Regions from separate parts of the Homo sapiens genome. Here region 2 is linked to region 1. Evidence: read pairs that join two places in POLR2A ChIA-PET (ENCODE). Cell type or tissue: HepG2. All regions are shown on one strand.

Region 1 (5,000 bases):
AAGGAGAGGGAGGGGGAGGGACATGGGGACAGGCCCCGGGGGGGCTGCTCACCTCCCACTCAGGACTGACACAGGTTGGAGTGGGCACTGCTGGGGCCACACAGCAGGTGCACGGCAGGGTGGGGGCGGCAGGTGGGGCTCCCTCCGAACGGTGGACGCGGACAGGGCCTCCTTTTCTCCCGAGAGCGACCGTTTCCAAGAGCACAGCTTCGTGGCAGGGAGCCTCCACGGCCCCGCCCCTACGACCCTCACCCCCAGCTCCACCCCGGCCCCCAGCCCCGCCCCGGGCCTCGGTGTTTGCGAGCTCCAGGTAGGAGCCCGTCTGCAGACGTGCCGAGGAGGTGGTGTGATTGCTTTAGCGCCGTCATTTTCAACCGTTTATAATCTTCTTCTGTGTCTGCATATTTTCTCTGTGCACATTATTCATCAGAGTAAAAAAAGGAACTATGAAAACCTCGACCAACTGTCCTATGACAACAAGCGCGGACCCAAGGTATATATGCATGGACGTGCACGCCACCCACGGCTAGGGAGCCCTGGCCTCGGCGCCTCGGCCACTAGGGCCACTGTCTGGCCCAGCCGCCGAGCCGCAGGCCCAAGCAATGAGGAGAGGCAGCCGGCAGCAGGCAGGAGAGGGCAGGCAGGAGAGGGCAGGCGTGGCGGCGTGGGTGCCTGAGGCCCACCCGCCGTGACCCTAGCCTGCACCCTCGAGGCAGGCGCGGCTGCAGGAGGAGCTGCTCTCCGGGAAGTGCATGCGAATCTCCGAGACCCCAAGGGTTTCCTCGTGGAACCCGGGAGGGAGCCCGCCCGCCTGGCCACCCACTCGCCGGGGCCGGGCTGCTCCTCAGGGGCCTGCGGAATCAAACCTCAGAGGACCTCCCATGGTTTTGGAAAAGTCAGCCCCATCTCTTTTCCTGGTTGCATTCCAAAACTCTTTTCTGTTTCCCGTCCGCTGCACGCCTCCTGAGTCTGGGTCCACTTCAGCTTGCATGCTCAGTGCAAAGATGAGGACAGGAGTGAGGTGGAGAGAGAGATCCAGAGAGAGCAGAGAGAGCACAGAACGAGCACAGGTGAGCGCGCAGGCTGAAGACAGGACAGGACCGGAGAGGCGAGGCCAGGCCAGGCAAGGACTGAGGAAGGCAGGCGGAGGCGCAGGTGGCAGGCGCAGACCATGGCAGCCCTAGCTAAGCTGCCTCGGGGTTCCCAGCGGCTCCGGCCCAACTCTCACCCCTGAGGCGCTATGTCCCCTGCCCCAGCCGCCTGCTAACACTCTTGCTCACACCGCAGGCAGAGAAGGTGCTGCAGTTTGACCCAGGGACCAAGAACGTGACGGCCCTGCTGATGGAGGCGAAAGAGCTGGAGGCCCGGGTCATCATCCTTTCTGCCAGGTGAGGCTGGGCAGGGCCCTACACACTCCACACAGGATGGTACCTGAGCCAAGTACCCGCCATCTGAGCCAGAGCTGGGACATTGTTGGGCACAGTGACCTTCAGCTTCCAAAGCACCTTCACCAAGGACAGCCACCCCCACCCCCACCCGCACCCACACTCCTATCGGCATGGCTGATGTGACACCCTCCATCTGTCCCTCCCTTCCTGGGCCCTTCCCCATTCCACAGTCACATGCTGCTGCTGCCCTGAGCTGGGCTGTGGGAGAGGGATATGGAAGAGACCCTGCCCTTGGGAAGCCCCGCAACTCAAGGGGGCAAACCTGTGCAAACAAGGCCCAGGCCTGGGGCCAGGGACTAGGCCCAGGGAAGTGATGTGCAGGTGTGCCAGGCGAAAAGGCCCACAGCAGGGAGAGGGCCAGATTTCCCAACTGAAGGATTGCAACAGCTGCAGCAGTAGCTTAGGGGGAAATCAGTTAGGTACCCGGGAAATCAAGCTGCTCTGGACAGGTCCGGTGCCACAGAGCAACCTTGGGGTGGAGCCCACTGTAAAAAGCTCCCTATTTGCAAATGGCTAGGTTCTCCCGGGAAGGAAAAGCCTGGGTGACTGGGAATAGGAAAAGCAAGAGTGGGGAAGGGCAGGGTGAGGAGCCTTGCCCCATGGGACAGCCAAAACCCCACTGTCCCTGACCTAAAAGCTCTGCTAGGCTCCAACAGAGCGGAGCAAAACAGCAGTGAAACACCCGGAGGAACACAGCCCAGCCCTCCAGCCCTGCATATGGGAAAGAGCCGGCGACACTCTCAGTCCCAGGGCAGACCACCATTTCCACGGTCCATCAAATGACCCTCTAGCACGGAGACAGATGCAGCCCCCTCACCAGGGCAGAACGCAGGGTGGGGCCAGCCAGGGCTCCTCGGACTAGAAGGCAGGAATCTCCCCAGCCCAAGGTAGGGTTGTTGCTTAGAGCTGCCCACGGGGCCTTACATGCTCCTCCTGCAGCTGCTATAAAAAGGCACTAATCGTCCCCCATTACGCCCCCTGCACTCGGCTTTAAGCTCACAGGTCACTTGTCCACTCCACTCATCCAACTGCAAGCCCCAGGGAGGGTTGGCCTGGGCTCCAGGAAAAAAGATTTTTAAAGACGTGACCAGGCAAAGTCCCAAGGGTATGCACAGGTCCCAAAGAAGGAATGCCCCGCCCAGGGAAAGACCCGCCCAGAAAAAAAGACCCGCCAAGGGAAAGCTCCGCCCAGAAAAAGACCTGCCCAGGGAAAGCCCCGCCCAGAAAAAAGGTCCTCCCAGGGAAAGCCCCACCCAGGGAAAGCTCCACCCAGATAAAAGCCCGCCCAGGGAAAGCCCCGCCCAGAAAAAAAGATCCGCCAAGAGAAGTCTCCGCCCAGATAAAAGCCCCGCCCAGAAAAAGACCCGCCAAAGGAAAGCCCAGCCCAGAAAAAAGACCTGCCCAGGGAAAGCCCCACCCAGGGAAAGCTCCGCCCAGATAAAAGCCCGCCCAGGGAAAGCCCCGCCCAGAAAAAAGACCAGCCCAAGGAAAGCTCCGCCCAGGGAAAGCCCCGCCCAGAAAAAAAGACCTGCCCAGGGAAAGCTCTGCCCAGATAAAAGCCCGCCCAGGGAAAGCCCCGCCCAGAAAAAAGACCAGCCCAAGGAAAGCCCTGCCCAGAAAAAAGACCGCCCAGGGAAAGCCCCGCCCAGAAAAGACCCGCCCAGGAAAAGCTCTGGCCAGATAAAAGCTCAGCCCAGGGAAAGCCCCGCCCATAAAAAAGCCCCGCCCAGATAAAAGCCCTGCCCAGCGAAAGCCTCGCCCAGGGAAAGCCCCACCCAGAAAAAGACCCGCCCAGGGAAAGCCCAGCCCAGAGAAAAGACCCGCCCAGGGAAAACTCTGCCCAGATAAAAGACCCGCCCAGGGAAAGCCCCGCCCAGAAAAAGTCCCGCCCAGGGAAAGCCCCGCCCAGAAAAAAAACCCGCCCAGGGAAAGCCCCGCCCAGAAAAAAGTCGCGCCCGGGGAAAGCCCTGCCCAGAAAAAGTCCCGCCCAGGGAAAGCCCCGCCCAGGGAAAGACCCGCCCAGAAAAAAGTCCCGCCCAGAAAAAAGTCGCGCCTGGTGAAAGCCCTGCCCAGAAAAAAGACCAGCCCAGGGAAAGCCCCTCCCAGAAAAAAAGACCCGCCCAGGAAAAAGCTCTGGCCAGATAAAAGCTCCGCCCAGGGAAAGCTCCGCCCAGGGAAAGCCCCGCCCAGAAAAAAAGCCCCACCCAGGGAAAGCCCAGCCCAGAAAAAGACCCGCCCAGGGAAAACTCCACCCAGAAAAAAGACCAGCCCAGAGAAAGCCCAACCCAGAAGAAAGCCCCACCCAGGGAAAGCCCCGCCCAGGGAAAGCTTCACCCAGAGAAATTCCCACTTAGAGAAATTCCCACTCAGAGAAAGCCCCACCCAGAAACGTGCCACCCAGGGAAAGCCCCACCCAGTGAAAGCCCCTACCAGAAAAAGCCCCGCCCAGAAAAAGCCCCTCTTAGAGAAAGCCCCGCCAGACTCTCAGAAGTTAATTTCCTTTTTCGTTGTTTTGAGAGGGAGTCTTGCTTTGTCACCCAGGCTGGAGTGCAGTAGTACAATCTCAGCTCACTGCAACCTCTGCCTCCTGGGTTCAAGCGATTCTCCTGCCTCAGCCTCCCGAGTAGCTGGGACTACAGGCACAAGCCACCACACCCGGCTAATTTTTGTATTTTTAGTAGAGACGGGGTTTCACCATGTTGGCCAGACTGGTCTCGAACTTGTGGCCTCTTTTTTTTTTTTTTTTTTTTTCTTTGAGATGGAGTCTCACTCTGTCACCCAGGCTGGAGTGCAGTGGCTCGATCTCGGCTCATTGCAAGCTCCACCTCCCGGGCTCACGCCATTCTCCTGCCTCAGCCTCCCAAGTAGCTGGGACTACAGGCCCCTGCCACCACGCCCTGCTACTTTTTTGTATTTTTAGTAGAGACGGGGTTTCACCATGTCAGCCAGGATGGCCTCAATCTTCTGGCCTCATGATCTGCCCGCCTCGGCCTCCCAAAGTGCTGGGATTACAGGAGTGAGCCACCGTGCCCAGCCACTTGTGGCCTCTTCTGTTATTTTCTGAATTGTTTACACTTCCCTTACTCATCACAGAGCTTGAGAGAAATTCTGTAGCTGTGATGGGATAAAAGGATGGATGGGCAGGTGAACAAATGGACAGACAGCTGGCTGGGAAGTGGAATTTCTTCATCCAAGATGGGTCAACTCAAGGAATCGATTGCCCTAAAACATACCTGTTCCACTGTTGGCCACTTTTGCAATAGACAAGTTCACATCAAGCTAGACCTGCCTGATCCCTACATTCTAACTGGAGTGACCAACAGGACACGGGAGAGAAAACCACATACAAAACCAATCCACAGAACCCCGCCATGCCCAGGTCCCCACAGAGAGGGGAGGGGGCGTTTTCTCCACTTTTTTTTCTCGGCCTGTGAGCCCCTGAGCCGTGCACTGCGGTCCCACAGGTTGACCCCGCGTTGCCAGCCTCAGGGCCAAGGTCACGTTTCCAGACATGGCCCTAAGAAAAAGGCCAGCCCAGGGGAAGGGACATGG
Region 2 (5,000 bases), 51 kb after region 1:
GGAATTACCAGAAAGAATCTGAAGATTTTTTTTCCTGTGCCCAGAGGATTCCAGGCCACTGGCCAAGAGGGAGACTCCCCTGCCTGGCTGGCTCAGAGCCTCCGAAGGCCCCTTCTCCCCAGCAAGCTTCCCAGGCCCAGAACAGGCATACACGGCACTCCTGCCCAGCTCCCAACCAGTGTGCCTTCTGGGGAGCTGATGGCCCTCTCCCAACTGGCTGGTGGGCTGCACCCCAAGGCTGACTGTGATGCGAGGATCCAGCCAACCCCGATCATCTGGCCCTTCCCATTCATAGCGTGGCGCCTGGCGCCCATGCAGCGGGCCTCCAGGAGACCATGTGAGGCCACCCCTCAAAGCCAAGCCCAGGGAGGAACCCACAAGCCCAGGTCTGCTTCTTTCAGCTGGACTCACAAAGGGACAGACCCGCCCAGCTAATTCCAGATGAGCCACAACAACTGGCAAGGGACATAGCACTGTCTGCCCTGTCGCTCTCCAGCAGCCTGGCAAGGCACACAGCAGGCCAGCTGTCCCCACGGCCCAAGTCAGGGGGCTCCACTGGGGCCCTGGACCCAGCACGGCCCACCCAGCCCCAGCTCGCCTCAAGTCCATGTAGAAACCATCCTTTGCCCAGGCCAAGCGTCCTGGGATCAGGGCAGGTGCTGCCCCCACAGTTCTGTGAGCTGTCACTCTCTCCCTGCCAGCCAGTGGCCCTGCCCCCACCACTGACCTTCTTTCTTGAGGAGCCAGCCTTGGTGAGGCAGGACTTCTGCAGGGCCAGGTAGCCGCCAATCACCTCGATCTCATGCACGGTGGGGTAGCGCTTCTTCAACGTGGGCCCCAGGAGGCAACTAGCCTCCTCCTCCTCGGCCTCCCGTGGCCGAGGCTCCCTGTTGGCCTGACTGAAGTGCTGGTCCTGCAGAGTCCCTGGCTTCCTCTTGGGCACCACTGTGAAGGTGTTGCTGCCCCGGGGCTGAAGCTCTGCCACGCACCCGGGCCTGGCAGGGTGCAGAGGCCTGGCAGGGTGCGGGAGGTAGGGTAGTTTGGCTGCTTGGGGGGCCTCCTCCGAGTCTACCTCATCGATGAAGGTGACAGGCAGCCCCGGCCTCACATATTCCCGGCTATTCTTGGCCAAGCCAGGAACCCTGAGGCCCTCAGCAGGCTCAGCTTCTTCCGAAGCAGCCGGCAGGAAGGGGGGCGGTGAGGACGGCCTCTGCCACCTAATAGCCCGGTCAGCGAGGGCGGTGGCTGTCCTGGGACAGGCCCCCTCCTCGACTGCCCACTGTGCCTCGACCTCCAGGGGGCTCTTCCCGAGGGCAGGCGCACCATCCCCTCCAGGCACCGGCTGGGATCCGAGCTCCTGGCTCGGGGAGGCCGGGCCCAGGTCTCCCTTTGGCAGCTCCACGGACTGCCTCCCCTCAGGAGGAGGAGCCCCGGAGGCCTTGCTCTTGGGGATGACCATGAAAGAATTTCGAGAGTTTGCGCGGAGGCTGGCCAGCGCCCGGGCCTGGAGGTCCCCCAAGGGGATGGTCTCCATAACTGGCTTGGGGGCCGGCCGTATCTCGAAGGAGTCGTTGGTGCTGGTGGCTGCGGAGACGCACTGGCGCTGGCTAGGAGTGGCACTGGCAGGGGGTGAGGCTGGAGTGGCACTCGGGGTCCCGGGGCTGGGGGGCGGGTGGAGGGAGGGATCCCCCGACTCCACCTTTGGCTTCCACTGTCCCGACCCAGGCGGGGAGCCCGCGAGGCGGTTGGCAGGGCCGGCCCGGGGCTCAGGGGCCGAGTGCCCGTTGGAGAGCAGGCGGGCGCCCGCGCCGCGGTGCAGACCCCGGGGGTGGACGGTGAAGGAGTTGCTGCCGGTCTTCTGGAGGAAGTCGCTGCGCCGGGCCCCGGGGCTCGCCCCGCCACCGCGGGGCCCGGGCGCGGCGGGCGGGCTGGGGGCCGCGGGCGGGGGCCGGGGCGGCGCGGGCGGCGGCGGCGGCGGCGGGGGGCGGGCGCGCTCGGGGCTCCCGCGGCGGCGCGGCGCGGCGGGCGGGTCGAACCTCTCCAGTAGGCGGCTGACGCGGCCGGGCGGCGCCCCGTACACCAGCACCTCGGCGGCGCGGATCTGCGCGGCCCCCGGGGCGGGCGGCGCGGGCGGGAAGCCGGGCACCGTCTCGATGATGAGGACGCTGTCGGCGCGGAGGGCGCGCACGCCAGGCACGCGGCGGTACCGCTCCAGCAGCCGCGCCCCCGCCGCGCCCCCGCCGCGCCGCCGCTCGGCCTCCAGCAGCATGAACGGGTTCTCGCGCAGCGGGCCCAGGCTCTCGGCCAGCACCCGCTGCTCGGGCTCCGCCGCCCCGGGCCCCGCGCCCCCGCCCAGCGCGGCTAGCTTGGCCCGCTTCCGCTCCAGGATCTCACGCTTCCAAGCGGGCACCGCAGCGCGCGGCCCCGAGCCCGGCCGCCCCAGGGCGGCCATGCTGCGAACGCGGCAGCGGACGGCTGGACTGAGGGCCGGAGTGGCAGCCGCCGCCGCGGCCAGCCTGGGCGCCGCGGCCACGCCCCCTCCCGGGCCACCGACCATTGGGGAAAGCCCGCTCTCCCCGCCCCGTGCGGGAGGCCCACCTATGGCAGGGGAGGAGGGCGGGCCCCTCAAGTGACCCTACCGATTGGACAACACTCGCCTCAACCCCGCCTCCCAAGGGACTTCATTGGACAACGCCTATCACCGGAGCTGGCCTCCATTGGGGACGGCCCCCCGGACACACCCCGGTGCCTCGCGCCGCTCACTGGCAGACCCCACTTCCGCCTCTGCGCTCTCAGCTCCCGGCGTCCCTGGGGGTAGCCGGGTGCGCGGCCCCTGGACCCTGCGCCCCGAGTGACCTTGGCTGAGCTTGGGACTTCCTCATGCTGCCAGCACCGAGGCCGCCTGTTCCGTCCGCTGAGAGCGCGGTGCAGGAAGGGCGCTGCTCCAGGACCGAAGGCACCCGTGTCCGTGGACGGTGCACAGGCCACACTCTGGCCCGGACCCTGCTTTCACCAGGGGTCCTCCGACCTCCGGCAGGTGCCTGCGGGGCTTGGAAATGCCAATTCTGGAGCCCCGAGCAGCCCCAACGAACCAGTTTCTCAGAAATCCCTAGTTTTTATAGGCTGCCCAGGTGGGAGCCTCTTAACCCAACCTTGCCATCCGTGGTCCCCAAAAAGCATCTGCAGGAGCAGGCACAAAGGAAGCAGCCTCTCCCGCCACACGCAAGCAGGTTCACCAGGGCAGGGCCCTGCATGCTTGGAGAGCTCTCCAATGCATTCAGAGCCAAAAAAAAAAAAAAAAAGCCAGGGTAACGGTGGGCCCCATAGGGCCGACCCCTGTGTCTGATTATTCCACCCTGCTGCCACGTTAAGGTTACTCCTCTCCCATCGGTTGAACGTCCCCTCATCAAGGCTCCGGATACCATGACCCTGAGGGCACAGCCTCCCGGCTGACAAGTCCCTTCTGCCCCAGGGAGGGCTTCAGAGTGCTTCCACAGCCTTTCAAGCCTGCAGACAATAGGGAGATCGCTTGGAGTCACGGGGAGAAGGGGAATTGGAGTGCACGGACATCACCTTCTTTCCATCACCTGCCCTGCAGTCAGCAGCCTGCTCAGTAGACACTGCTGTTTCCCACACCAAGGTCGCCTGGGTCTCTGCAATGATGCAGAACAGATTTTTTTTTTTTAACTTGGGGATGCCCTTCTCAGCTTCTGTGCCCCATGACAGTCTGCAGCAGCCGCTAGCTTAATGCTTGCCTTATTCTCCTGCCACTCCATTAAGCTGGAGAAAATAAACTTTTTCTTTTTCTTTTTTTTTTGAGATAGAGTCTTGCTCTTGTCACCCAGGCTGGAGTGCAGTGGCACGATCTCGGCTCACTACAACCTCCGCCTCCAGGATTCAAGCGATTCTCCTGCCTTCGCCTCCCAAGTAGCTGGGGTTACAGGTGCCCACCACAACGCCCGGCTAATTTTTGTATTTTTAGTAGAGACGGGATTTCGCCATGTTGGCCAGGCTGGTCTCGAACTCCTGGCCTCATGATCTGCCTGCCTTGGCCTCCCAAACTGCTGGGATTACAGGCGTGAGCCACTGGGCCTGGCCAGAATAAACTTTCATTTCAGCTTTCCAGAAGCCAAGTGTCTCCTCCCTTAGGGCCCTCCTCAAATCACCTTTCTAAAGGAAGCATCTGATGTTCATCACTTCTACCCTAGTAGGGTTGCCCAATTCTGAACTACCAAAATAAAACAGGGGAACACACAAAACACAAAATCTAGAAATAAATAACATTACGAGGAAACTCACTCCCACTGTTCAGCTTGAATCTGGCTTTGACAAAAGTTATGCCAATCCCAGGCTGGACACAGTGTCGTAGCAACAAACCAGATAAGCTGCCTCCAACGCAAGCCCCTCCATGGTTTACACAACTAAGCATACACGCCAGGCAGAGGCTGACACCGCACTCCGCTGGCCAGGCTGATGCATGAGAGCAGAGGTCAGCACACCTGTTCTGTAACGAGCCAGATAGGAAATTTTTTTTTTTTTTTTTTTTTGAGACAGAGTCTCGCTCTGTCGCCCACGCTGGAGTGCAGTGGTGCTATCTCGGCTGACTGCAATCTCTGCCTCCCAGGTTCAAGCAATTCTCCTGCCTCAGCCTCCTGAGTAGCTGGGATTACAGGCATGCGCCACCATGCCCAGCTAATTTTAGTATTTTTAGTAGAGACGGGGTTTCACCACGTTGGTCAGGCTGGTCTCAAACTCCTGACCTCGTGATCTGCCCGCCTCCGCCTCCCAAAGTGCTGGGATTACAAGCGTGAGCCACCGCATCTGGCCCCAGACAGGAAATATTTTAGCCCACTGGTTTTTGCCAGGGACAATTTTGTTCCCCAGGGCCCTTAGCAATGTCTGGATAAACATCTGCTTGTCACAAGTGAAGGCTGCTACTGGCATCTACCCAGGAGAGGCAGGAGCACTGCGAAACAGACTGCATCCTCACTAGAGAATCT

What was found. ChIA-PET counts read pairs that join two places held together with the same protein. Peaks named below come from ENCODE experiments on the same cell type or tissue, not always from the same donor. Only the 100,000 strongest peaks of a DNase experiment are listed, where the experiment ranks them.
Region 2: POLR2A ChIA-PET joins it to region 1 with 19 read pairs; 19 of 35 experiments call an interaction of 5 or more read pairs at or near these places.

What each region holds. Positions count from the first base shown.
Region 1 is chr9:137,147,722-137,152,721 of GRCh38, forward strand. It overlaps GRIN1 (glutamate ionotropic receptor NMDA type subunit 1), which reads left to right. Exons shown (of 20, transcript NM_007327.4): 4 at 1,288-1,388. Among named protein-coding and RNA genes, the nearest start is that of GRIN1, 11 kb to the left of the region's middle. RefSeq lists an enhancer at 3,710-4,029. In HepG2, no CTCF peak of the experiment used is centred here; DNase peaks (open chromatin) are centred at 2,990, 3,600 and 4,584; H3K27me3 peaks cover 2,032 bases.
Region 2 is chr9:137,198,260-137,203,259 of GRCh38, forward strand. TPRN (taperin) reads right to left here and starts at 2,482. Exons shown (of 4, transcript NM_001128228.3): 1 at 728-2,482. The coding sequence starts at 2,452. RefSeq lists silencers at 2,084-2,153, 2,244-2,713 and an enhancer at 2,942-3,470. In HepG2, no CTCF peak of the experiment used is centred here; DNase peaks (open chromatin) are centred at 2,692 and 4,432; H3K4me3 peaks cover 3,128 bases.